2 separate regions of the Homo sapiens genome follow, and region 1 is linked to region 2. Evidence: chromatin contacts called from ENCODE Hi-C or POLR2A ChIA-PET data. All regions are on one chromosome and are shown on one strand. The core of a region is the stretch at or near the end of the contact, and the rest is flanking DNA. Distances in the headings are between cores, read along the strand shown.

The links. A loop is a pair of places that touch in the nucleus more often than their neighbours do. ChIA-PET counts read pairs that join two places held with the same protein, here RNA polymerase II (POLR2A). Pooled maps may share reads with other maps.
Region 1: a loop to region 2 is called in a pooled map, with 2.4 times the contacts of the local background. The contact joins the promoter of ATOX1 here to the enhancer-like site in region 2. A Hi-C loop is called at or near these places in 1 of 50 pooled maps. POLR2A ChIA-PET finds 5 or more read pairs at or near these places in 3 of 52 experiments (B cell, activated CD4-positive, alpha-beta T cell and naive thymus-derived CD8-positive, alpha-beta T cell).

Annotation. Positions count from the first base shown.
Region 1 is chr5:151,756,044-151,760,879 of GRCh38, forward strand. It overlaps ATOX1 (antioxidant 1 copper chaperone), which reads right to left and starts at 2,588. Exons shown (of 4, transcript NM_004045.4): 1 at 2,503-2,588. The coding sequence starts at 2,508. It overlaps ATOX1-AS1 (ATOX1 antisense RNA 1), which reads left to right. Exons shown (of 4, transcript XR_007059008.1): 3 at 895-1,028; 4 at 2,246-2,317. RefSeq lists an enhancer at 1,627-1,756 and a silencer at 2,527-2,776.
Region 2 is chr5:151,194,782-151,199,641 of GRCh38, forward strand. CCDC69 (coiled-coil domain containing 69) reads right to left here. Exons shown (of 9, transcript NM_015621.3): 4 at 4,216-4,303. Among named protein-coding and RNA genes, the nearest start is that of CCDC69, 27 kb to the right of the region's middle. Within about 2 kb of position 1,895, at least 7 of the 41 ENCODE cell types and tissues checked have a DNase peak (open chromatin) inside an H3K27ac peak, as active enhancers do; they include B cell, where a contact is called at or near this core.

The sequences.
Region 1 (4,836 bases), core at 1,338-3,837, 560 kb after region 2:
CGATTCTCCTGCCTCAGACTCCCGAGTAGCTGGGACTACAGGCGTCCGCCACCATGCCCGGCTAATTTTTTTGTATATTTAGTAGAGACGGGGTTTCACCATGTTGGCCAGGCTGGTCTCAAAGTCCTGACTTTGTGATCTGCCTGCCTTAGCCTCCCAAAGTGCTGGGATTACAGGCATTACCCGCCGCACCTGGCCTATTATTATCCCTTCTTGACAGATGAGGAAACTGAGATTTAGGGGTTAGTTCACACACTCACGGTGATTCGGCTGAGTAGGGCCTGAATTGAACATAGTCAGCCTCTAAAACCTCAATGCTTAACCACTGAGATCTTGTTAAAATGGGATTGAAAGCTGCCTGCCTATAGTTTTCTCTTCTCTTCTCTTCTTTCTTTCTTTCTTTTCTTTCTCTCTCCTTCCTTCCTTTTTTTTTTTTCTTTTGAGACAGGGTTTCACTTTCACTCTGTCACCCAAGCTGGAATGCAGTGGCACGATCACGGCTCACTGCAGCCTCAACCTCCCAGGCTCCAGCAATCCTCCCACTTCAGCCTCCCAAGTAGCTGGGACTATAGGCACGGGCCACCACGTCTGGCTAATTTTTTGTATTTTTTGTAGAGCCAGGGTTTCATCATGTTGCCAAAGTTGGTCTCAAGCTCCTGCATTAAAGTGATCTGCCCGCCTGGGCCTCCCAAAGTGCTGGGATTACAGGCGTGAGCCACCATGCCCGGCCTCACCTGCCTATAGCTCTAGCCCACCTGTCCTACGTCTACACAGGAGCTACCATTTCTTGGGGACTAGATATATCAGTGGCTGTGTGACATATTTTACTGGCATTTTTCCAGTTAATACTAACAACAGTCCTGTGAGGTCAAAGTTTTTGTCCCTATCTTACAGATGAGGAAATCAAGGCAGTGAGATAAAGCAACTTGCCTGAGGTCACCCAGTTGGCAAGCTGGGGCACAGATTTTCAGAGGTTTCTGGGATTCCAAACCCTGTGCTCTCGGGCATTTGTCTGAGAAAACTCTCAGGTAACACACTCTTCCCCTTCCAGTATGTGTATATAGATATATTTTTTTCTTCCCTTTCCAGTTTTGAGGAAATCCCTTGACTAACACCCTCTTTCCTTCAGCTGTTATCTTGTGGTACATGGTGCCAAGTGCCCTCCTCATTCCCATCATCTGCTCCAGAGGGTTTTTTGTCAAAATCCCCAGAAGATACAGAATACAGTGATGATCAAGCTAGCCTTTTCCTCATTGCCACCCCCCACAAAAAATCCTGGTGGCCTTCACTCCCCAAGCCCCAGGGCAATTAATACTGTCTTCTACCATTGCCACAGGCTGACTTGCCCAACTGGTAGGGCTGATTCTATCAGATTCCTTATCCATACTTTGTTGTTGGAGGATTTGTCTCAAGGCACCTGGCAAGACCCACAGGAAATGACACCTGAGATGTCAGTGGCTCTGCCCAGGAGGCCTCAGGCTCACCTGCCAGCTCCCTAAAGACAGGATGCAAAGACACATGGCAACTGTGGGATACCTCTGGGTATCCACCTGGCCCAGAGCCATGAATTAGGCACCCTGAAGAAAATGCTAAACACCACATGACCCTAACCAAGATGCAACTGAGATCAGAGCATCTTCCCAAGCCGGTGTGACTGCTTTTGCCTGGCACCTCCCATGTGGTCAGGCCTGGAGAGATGGGGAGCCTAAGGATAAGGAGCTGAATCCTGGCTCTGCCAACTTCAACACGACCTGGAATAAGTTACTGGGCTTTTTATATTTTTATCTGCCAAAGGCCTCAATTCTTTATATAAAAAACGAGGCCACGAGCAACAATATATGTGATAAGACTGAGTGATCTGCAAAGGCAGGCTAAGACTGACTTCCCAGACACAGCCACTGAGCAACTGGTGACTGTGCGGGGGGGTTCCTGAACCTCTCTGGGGCTCATGGGTTCAGGCTGAGAAAGTGTCTCCATTCAGTGTCGCCCAGAGTTGATCTGAAAAGTAGGCCAGAGTGGGCAGGGAAATTAAGAAAAGCATGAACCTCTGAAAACCTGCCCGGTCCGTGAGGAAATAACCGGGTCCACTCCCTTGTCCAGAGCCTCCCCACCGCCCTCCTTCAGGCCAGCTCCGCGGGCAGGGCAGCCAGGAGGAAGGCTCAGGGACTAGGCGTCTCAGTTCCCGCTGGCCACCAACTCCCCCATCCCCTGCCCCCTCTCTGGTTCTGTTTCTCTGTGTACGCAGGGAAGGTGTGGGCTTGTCGCCCCTGGAGGCCTTCCAGCTCCGACGTTTTGAAGCCTGGCTCCCAGATTAAACTCCCTTCGGATCCCATTTTCTGAAGGGTCGCAAAAGCTGGGGGCTGGGTGGGGTAAGCTAGGGGACAACAGCGGCTCCGGCCGCCGCCTGAGCCCTTCAAGATCAGCATCCGGTCAAGCGGCTGTGCAGCCGAGAAGCAACCCGGGACTGCAAGTCTGCGTGGCGGGGACGGCGCAACCACTCACCGGCATGACTGAGGCAGCGGCGGTGTGGCGGCGGTGTGGCGGCGGTGTCAGCAGCGCCTCTCTGGATTCGGAGGGCGGGTTCGGCTGCGCTTCCGAGAGTGCGCACTAGAGGCCTGGTCCCGGAGGCCCCTCCCACTCCGGGCCCGGCCGCGAGGGAGGCTCCGCCCCCTCCAGTCCTGATCCCTGCCGGCCGCGCCGCCTCCTTTCTGCGGGCCGGGCCCGTGGTCACCCGGCCTGGACGGAGAGAGGAGGTGAGAGGGGCGCTGCGTTGGCCTCCATCGACTGTCGGCCTTTTTCAGAACGCCTACTTCGGGTCAAGCTTGTGTTAGGGAATGCCAGAGAAGGGCACCGCCTTGAACAGGACATCATCCATCCATCCCTAAAAGGACAGTTTCACTCATTTATTCACCGAGTCAATTTTTATTAAGCGCCAGCCAACGAGGACGCAGCGGTGGAAGAGCAGCAGCAGGAGGCTGCGAAGGACGCAGGCAGTGATAGTGCAGGGTTAGCAGAGCTGTTGTGACAGAGGAGGAAGGGCCCTGACTGCAGTGGGGTGGGGGCGGTTGTGGAAGAGAGGCGGCCTGGGGAGAAGGCAATAATCTGGACCTCGGTTAGCCTTTATCGCCCTGTTACAGGCTTTGTCTCTAAATACAGTCGCATTGGGGGTTAGGGTATCAACATAGGAATTTGCGGGGACACAATTCATGTCCATGTCAGAGTTCAGTCCCTAGCAGAGCCATACTGACTAGAGTTTTAATCTCAGCCCTATCATTTATTAGCCATGTGACCCTGGGCAGATGAACTTACCTCTCTAAGCCTCAATATCCTCACGTATAAGATGGGGACAGTTAAGGTCACTATACAATTTTTTATCTGAACCTTTTGCTAGAGAAAGGAGATGCTATTAATAATTTTGCCAGGACAACAGGCAAACACCATGACTGTTTCAGGCAAACAACGACACATGGTTCCCTCCAAGAAACCTACTTTGCAGTATTGTTGGAATACATGTAATGTGTGCAAACTTCTTAATACATTGCTTGGCACATGGTAGGCACCAAAAATATATATAAGTATTCTCTAATTGCTAGGCCCTCTGTTGGCCTCCCTGGCACTGGGTCTTCCGCTGCTCACAAAATACCCCTTAACCATTCATCCCCTACCCAACCTGCCAGGAATTCCCTAAAGATGGAAGGGAAGGGGGCGAGGAGGAGAGGGAAAGAGGGTACTGGCACATTAGGTCCTGTACGGGCAAGGCTTAGCATCTTGGTAGTCCTGGGTACAACTGTGCCCTGGGGCTAGGGATAGCTAGATTGCCATGAGGGAAGGCGGAGAGTGGACATGAGGGAAGGAAATCCTTCCCAAAGCAACAGTACACAGGGCGAACCACCCACGGCATGTTTTAGAGAATTAGGGGTATGGGTTGGGGGGATGGCTAAGCCTAGAGACAGCAATTTAAAGAGAAGACAGCTTTATAAAGATCTGTTAAAGATCACAAATAAAGACCTATTAAAGAGGAGAAGAAAATATGCCAGACTGTAGTTCCTGCATAAATATATACATACATTCCGTGTATTTACATTAAAATAAGCATGAAATGAACCACAGCCAATGTTACTAGAAGTTATCTTGGATAAGTGTAGGATTTGCAGGTGGAATCCCAATGTACCTACTGTTTAATTTTCAAATAACACAAAGTAGCGTACAGTGAAAAGTAGGTCTTCCTCCTACCCTGACCTCTCCTTCTTAAACAAAAGGCATAGTATACACAGTTTTGCATCCTGCTTTTCTCACTTTATAAAATATCTTAGAGATTATTCCTGGGCCAGATGCAGTGGCTCATACCTGTAATCGCATTGCTTTGAGAGGCCTAAGTGGGAGGATCACTTGAGCCCAGGAGTTTGAGACCAGACTAAGAAACATGGTGAAACCCTGGCTCTACAAAAAATACAAAAATTAGCCGGGTGTGGTGGCATATGCCTGTGGTCCCAGCTACTCAGGAGACTGAGGTGGGAGCATCACTTGAGCTCAGGAGGTCAAGGCTGCATTGAGCCATAAGTACACCACTGCACTCCAGCCTGGGTGACAGAATATGACCCTGTATTTAAAAAAAAAAAAAAAAAAAGATTATTCCTTAATAGTACATATCAACCCTTTTCTTTCTTAGCTTTTTTTTTTTTTTTCCCCGAGATGGAGTCTTGCTCTGTCGCCCAGGCTGGAGTGCAGTGACGTGATCTTGGCTCACTGCAACGTCCGCCTCCTGGGTTCAAGCAACTCTCCTGCCTCAGCCTCCCAAGTAGCTGGGATTATAGGCGCCCACCACCATGCCCGGCT
Region 2 (4,860 bases), core at 645-3,144:
ACTCGGGAGGCTCAGGCAAAGAATTGCTTGAACCCGGGAGGCGGAGGTTGCAGTGAGCCGAGATCACGCCACTGCACTCCAGCCTGGGTGACAGGGCGAGCCTCCATCTCAAAAAAAAAAAAAAAAAAAAGAATCTATACATGCATTAGAATTTATGAAAATGCACATCCCCTCAAAAAGAGTCAATTTTACTATATGATAATTTAAAAAATAAAAAAAAGACAGCAAAGGGTCATCGAATGTGGAAAATCACCACTAGTCTCTCCTGGTTATCTGTGTACCTCTCCCCATACATATAAAATGTCATATATTTCCACCATCCTGTGCTTTCATTCATTCATTATAGACTTATGTAGCACTTAGTATGTGCCAAACAATTTAAAAATAACTATAGAAGAATTCTGACTAATGGGAAAAACTCAAGACAGGCAATCTCTTCTCCCCTGGGTGTTACAGTAGGAAATTCTTCTTATTAATATATTTGTAACGCTAAAAATAATATCAAAGCAATGCTTGGAGAATAAAGTTGTTTTCCCATAAAGTCTTGTGAGGTACAGAAGGTAGATTTTAGAGATAGAGAAACTGAACCAAGATTCAAGGAGGTTGAGTGATAGCCCCAGTTCAACAGGGTATGGTATTATTAAAACACAATTCTTCGGCTGGGCGAGGTGGCTCACGCCTGTAATCTCAGCACTTTAGGAGGCCGAGGCAGGCGGATTATGAGGTCAGGAATTCGGGACCAGCCTGGCCAACATGGTGAAACCCTGTCTCTACTAAAAATACAAAAATTAGCCAGGCGTGGTTGCAGGTGCCTGTAATCCCAGCTACTCGGGAGGCTGAGGCAGAAGAATCACTTGAACCCGGGAGGCGGAGGTTACAGTGAACCGAGATCATGCCACTGCACTCCAGCCTGGGGGACAGAGTGAGACTCCATCTCAAAAAAAAAAAAAAAAAAAAACACGCACACTCACACCCACACACACACCCACACACACCCACACCCACAAAACCACAATTCTTCAATTTCCAGGCAAGGACTTTAATTCCATTTCACAATGTTTGCAATAATGTGTGCTAATGTTGCAATATGTTTCAAGATTCTTAAAATCATTCAGACCTCTGTTCTAGTTATTCCATCTGGGTAAATCTAAGGACATAATGTGAAATACCGGCAACATTATGCAAAAGCTGTTTTGAGATCTAGAGGTCTAGACTCACAAGAAATAAGGAAAGCCATGTACTTTACGGTCTTGCCTTTATAAACATTTTAGTAGCAGCATAATTACTTGGAAACATATTTGATACAATGTTAAATGAAAAGAACAGGATATACACTTTTACGTACAAAATAATCACAACCATGTGTTTTGTTGTTTTGTTTTGTTTTTTAGATGGAGTCTTGCTCTGTCACCCAGGCTGGAGTACAGTGGTGAGATCTTGGCTCACTGCAACCTCTGCCTCCCGGGTTCAAGCAATTCTCCTGCCTCAGCCTCCTCAGTATCCTGAGTAGCTGGGATTATAGGTGCACACCACCACACCAGACTAATTTTATTTTTTAGTAGAGACGGGGTTTCATCATGTTGGCCAGGCTGGTCTCGAACTCCTGACCTTGTGATACACCCGCCTCGGCCTCCCAAAGTGCTGGTATTACAGGTGTGAGCCACTGCACCCAGCCACAGCCATGTTTTAAGAAGATAAATAATTCTGGGGAAAGGCCATGCGAATACTCATGATGAAAGGAAAAATCAGTAAAGCATTTTCAAGGTCAATTTCAGTAACATCAGTAATATACATAACCTTCTCCAGAGAAGATACACAAGTCACCAAGAAGCACATGAAAAGATGCTCAACAGAATTAGGCATTAGGGAAATGCAAATCACAACCACAATGCGAAACCACTTTATGTGCACTAGGATAGCAACAGGTGTTGCAGAAAATAACAAGTGTTGAAAAGGATGTGCCACCATTGGAACTCTTGTGGGTTGCTGATGGGAACATAAAGTGGTACAGCCCCTGTGGAAAACAGTTTGGCAGTTGTTCAAAAAGTTAAGCACAGAATGATCGTATGACCCAGCAATTCTCCTGGGTGTACACCCAGGGGGAACTGAAAACAGCTGTTCAAGTAGGTGCCTGTACTAGTGGCACTATTTACAGTGGCTAAATGGTGGAGGCAGCCTAGGTGTCCATCAACTGATGATGAATGGGTAGAGTGTGGTGTGTCTGTGCAATGGCAAATTACCCAGCCGTAAAAAGAAACAAAGTGTAGATGCATGCTGCAACACAGATGAGCCCTGGAAACATTTCAAGGTGAAAACATTCCAAGGTGAAAGAAGTCAGATGTGGGTGATCATGTGGGTTATACAATCCCGTTTATATGCGTGTCCAGAATGGACAAGGCCATAGAGACAGACAGTGGATTGGTGGTTGCCAGGGGCTAGTGGTAAGATAAGAAGTGACTGCTTAGGCTGGGCACAATGGCTCATGCCTGTAATCCCAGCACTTTGGGAGGCCGAGGTGGGCGGATCACTTGAGCCCAGGAGTTTGAGATCTGCCTGGGAAACATGGCAAAACCCCATCTCTACAAAAAAATATAAAAATTAGCTGGGCATGGTGGCACGCGCCTGTAGCTACTCAGAAGGCTGAGGGGCAAGGACTGCTTGAGCCCAAGAGGCGGAGGTTGAAGTGAGCCGAGATCGTGCCACTGTACTCCAGCCTGGGCAACAGAGCGAGACCCTGTCTCAAACAAACAAACAAACAAAACAAAAAAAACAAAAACAAAACAAACAAAAAAAGTGCCTGCTCGGTGGGTGGGAGTTTCCTTTTGGGGTGATGGCACTGTGAATGTATTAAATGTCACTAATGGTAAATCTTATGTCTATTTTACCAAAATAAAAAATAGATATACATAAACTTTACCACACCAATTCTATTAGGATGTTATTCTAATGCTGAAATCATGAATGTGACAAAGATGTTATAAAACCGGGGTTGATTATGTAAGTATCATTGCTGTTATAGACAATGAGAAAAATCTTGAAATTACCTAAATGCCTAACAAAGGGACTCAGTTAAATGAACAAGGGTGCATATTGGAATGCTATGTAGTTACTAAAACTCTTGGTATAGAAGAGTTTAATGACAGGATGCTAATGCAACACAAAGTGGAAAAAATAATTCACTTCCTCACCCCAAAGTGTGTGTGTATAGATGTATATTCTATGTATATTACAGAAAAAGAAATGGAAGGAATCTATTTCAAAGGGGTAACAGTGGCTAACTCTGGGTGGAATTATGATTTAAATTTTCTCAATAATAAAATCAGTGCTAAGAATTATTGCTAAGTAACTTGCACTGTTCTAAATTCTATCTCGGTCTATCTATCATTAAATTGTTTAATTCTTACAAACAACCTATTAGGGAGGTAAAGTAACTTCTTCAAGGTTACAGAGCTGGTAAGCAGTGGGGCTGAAGTTTAGACCCAGGGACTGGAGCTCTAGAGAATGAGATTGATCTATCTATCTATCTATCTATCTATCTATCTATCTATCTATCTATCTATCTATCTTACCAAACTGGAAAGTTTGATATCTATCTATCTATCTATTTATTTTTAATAGTGACAGCATCTTGCTATGTTGCCCAGGTTAGTCTTGAACTCCTGGGCTCAAGCAATCTATCCACCTTGGACTCTCAAAGTGCCAGGAATACAGGCGTGAGCCACAATGCCCAGCCAAGAATGAGACGTTAACCACTGTGCTGTAAGATCTTTTTGTCTAATCTACAGTTTCCAAATTTTCTGTGATGATCACCTTTGGTGATATAAGAGGAAAGAAAGTCATTTTTCAAAATAATCAATCTAACAATAAATAAGAGCTACCATCATCGTGGGGATGGAATATGTGTATTTAAAAATTCTTCTATTTGTCTGGGTTTTCCAAATTTCCCTTAATAAATATGGATTGCTTTTTAAATGGAAAGAAAAAAATACCTCTCAAATAAGGAAAAAGAAAGGTTGATGCCAGCCTCTTAAATCCATGCCCCAAAGGAAAAGTCCATCAACCCTCTAGGGCCAAGGATCCTGTAGATTTGAGTCAATTGCTTGTGGATCAGACAGACAGGGAGGGAACAGTGGGAGTGCCCAGGTGAACTGGGCAGGTGGGGCCAGAAGGAAGCACCCCCCACCACCTTGGCCAGTGGAACATCTCTACCCTTACCTTGCAGGGCCTCTTCATTCTTTCCTTCCAGGACCCTTTGCTGCTCATCCAGTCTGTCTCGAAGCTCTAGCTCCCTTTCCTTCTCCACCTGGGGGCAGAGAGTCCCGGGCAGGACTGAGATTGAGCAGGATCAGCACAGCATCTCTTATCCCCTCACCTGGGCCTACGTGGAACTTGGTGACCAGAGTCCTAACCCTTCCTCTGAGGGATGGGAATGACACGCCCAGAAAGGACACAAGACTTCCAAGACACAGCAAGCGTGGCAGAATTTGCCTTCTTTAGGGTTTAGCAGGGGGTTCCCATGTAATTATCCACATGGAAAAGGATTTAGGAGTATTCTAATCCTGATGCTTCCTCAAGGCAGGAAGCCTCCCATGGTGTTTCTCTGCTTGCGTAAGGCTTACTGTTTCAAGTGACCTCCAACTTCTACCATCAGGTCCCAGATCTGCCCTCTGGGGTCACACAGAGCCAGACTGTTCCCTCAACCCAGGCAGCCCCTCAGAGATCTGAGCATAGTGGCCCATATTCCCAACATTTCTCTTCCCCAGGCTGAACCCTCCCAGCCATTCTCATTGTCCCCCACTTGAGATGTTTTCCAGTCCCTTTGCCACCTGTAAGGTACAGCTGATGGGGCATATCCAGAGG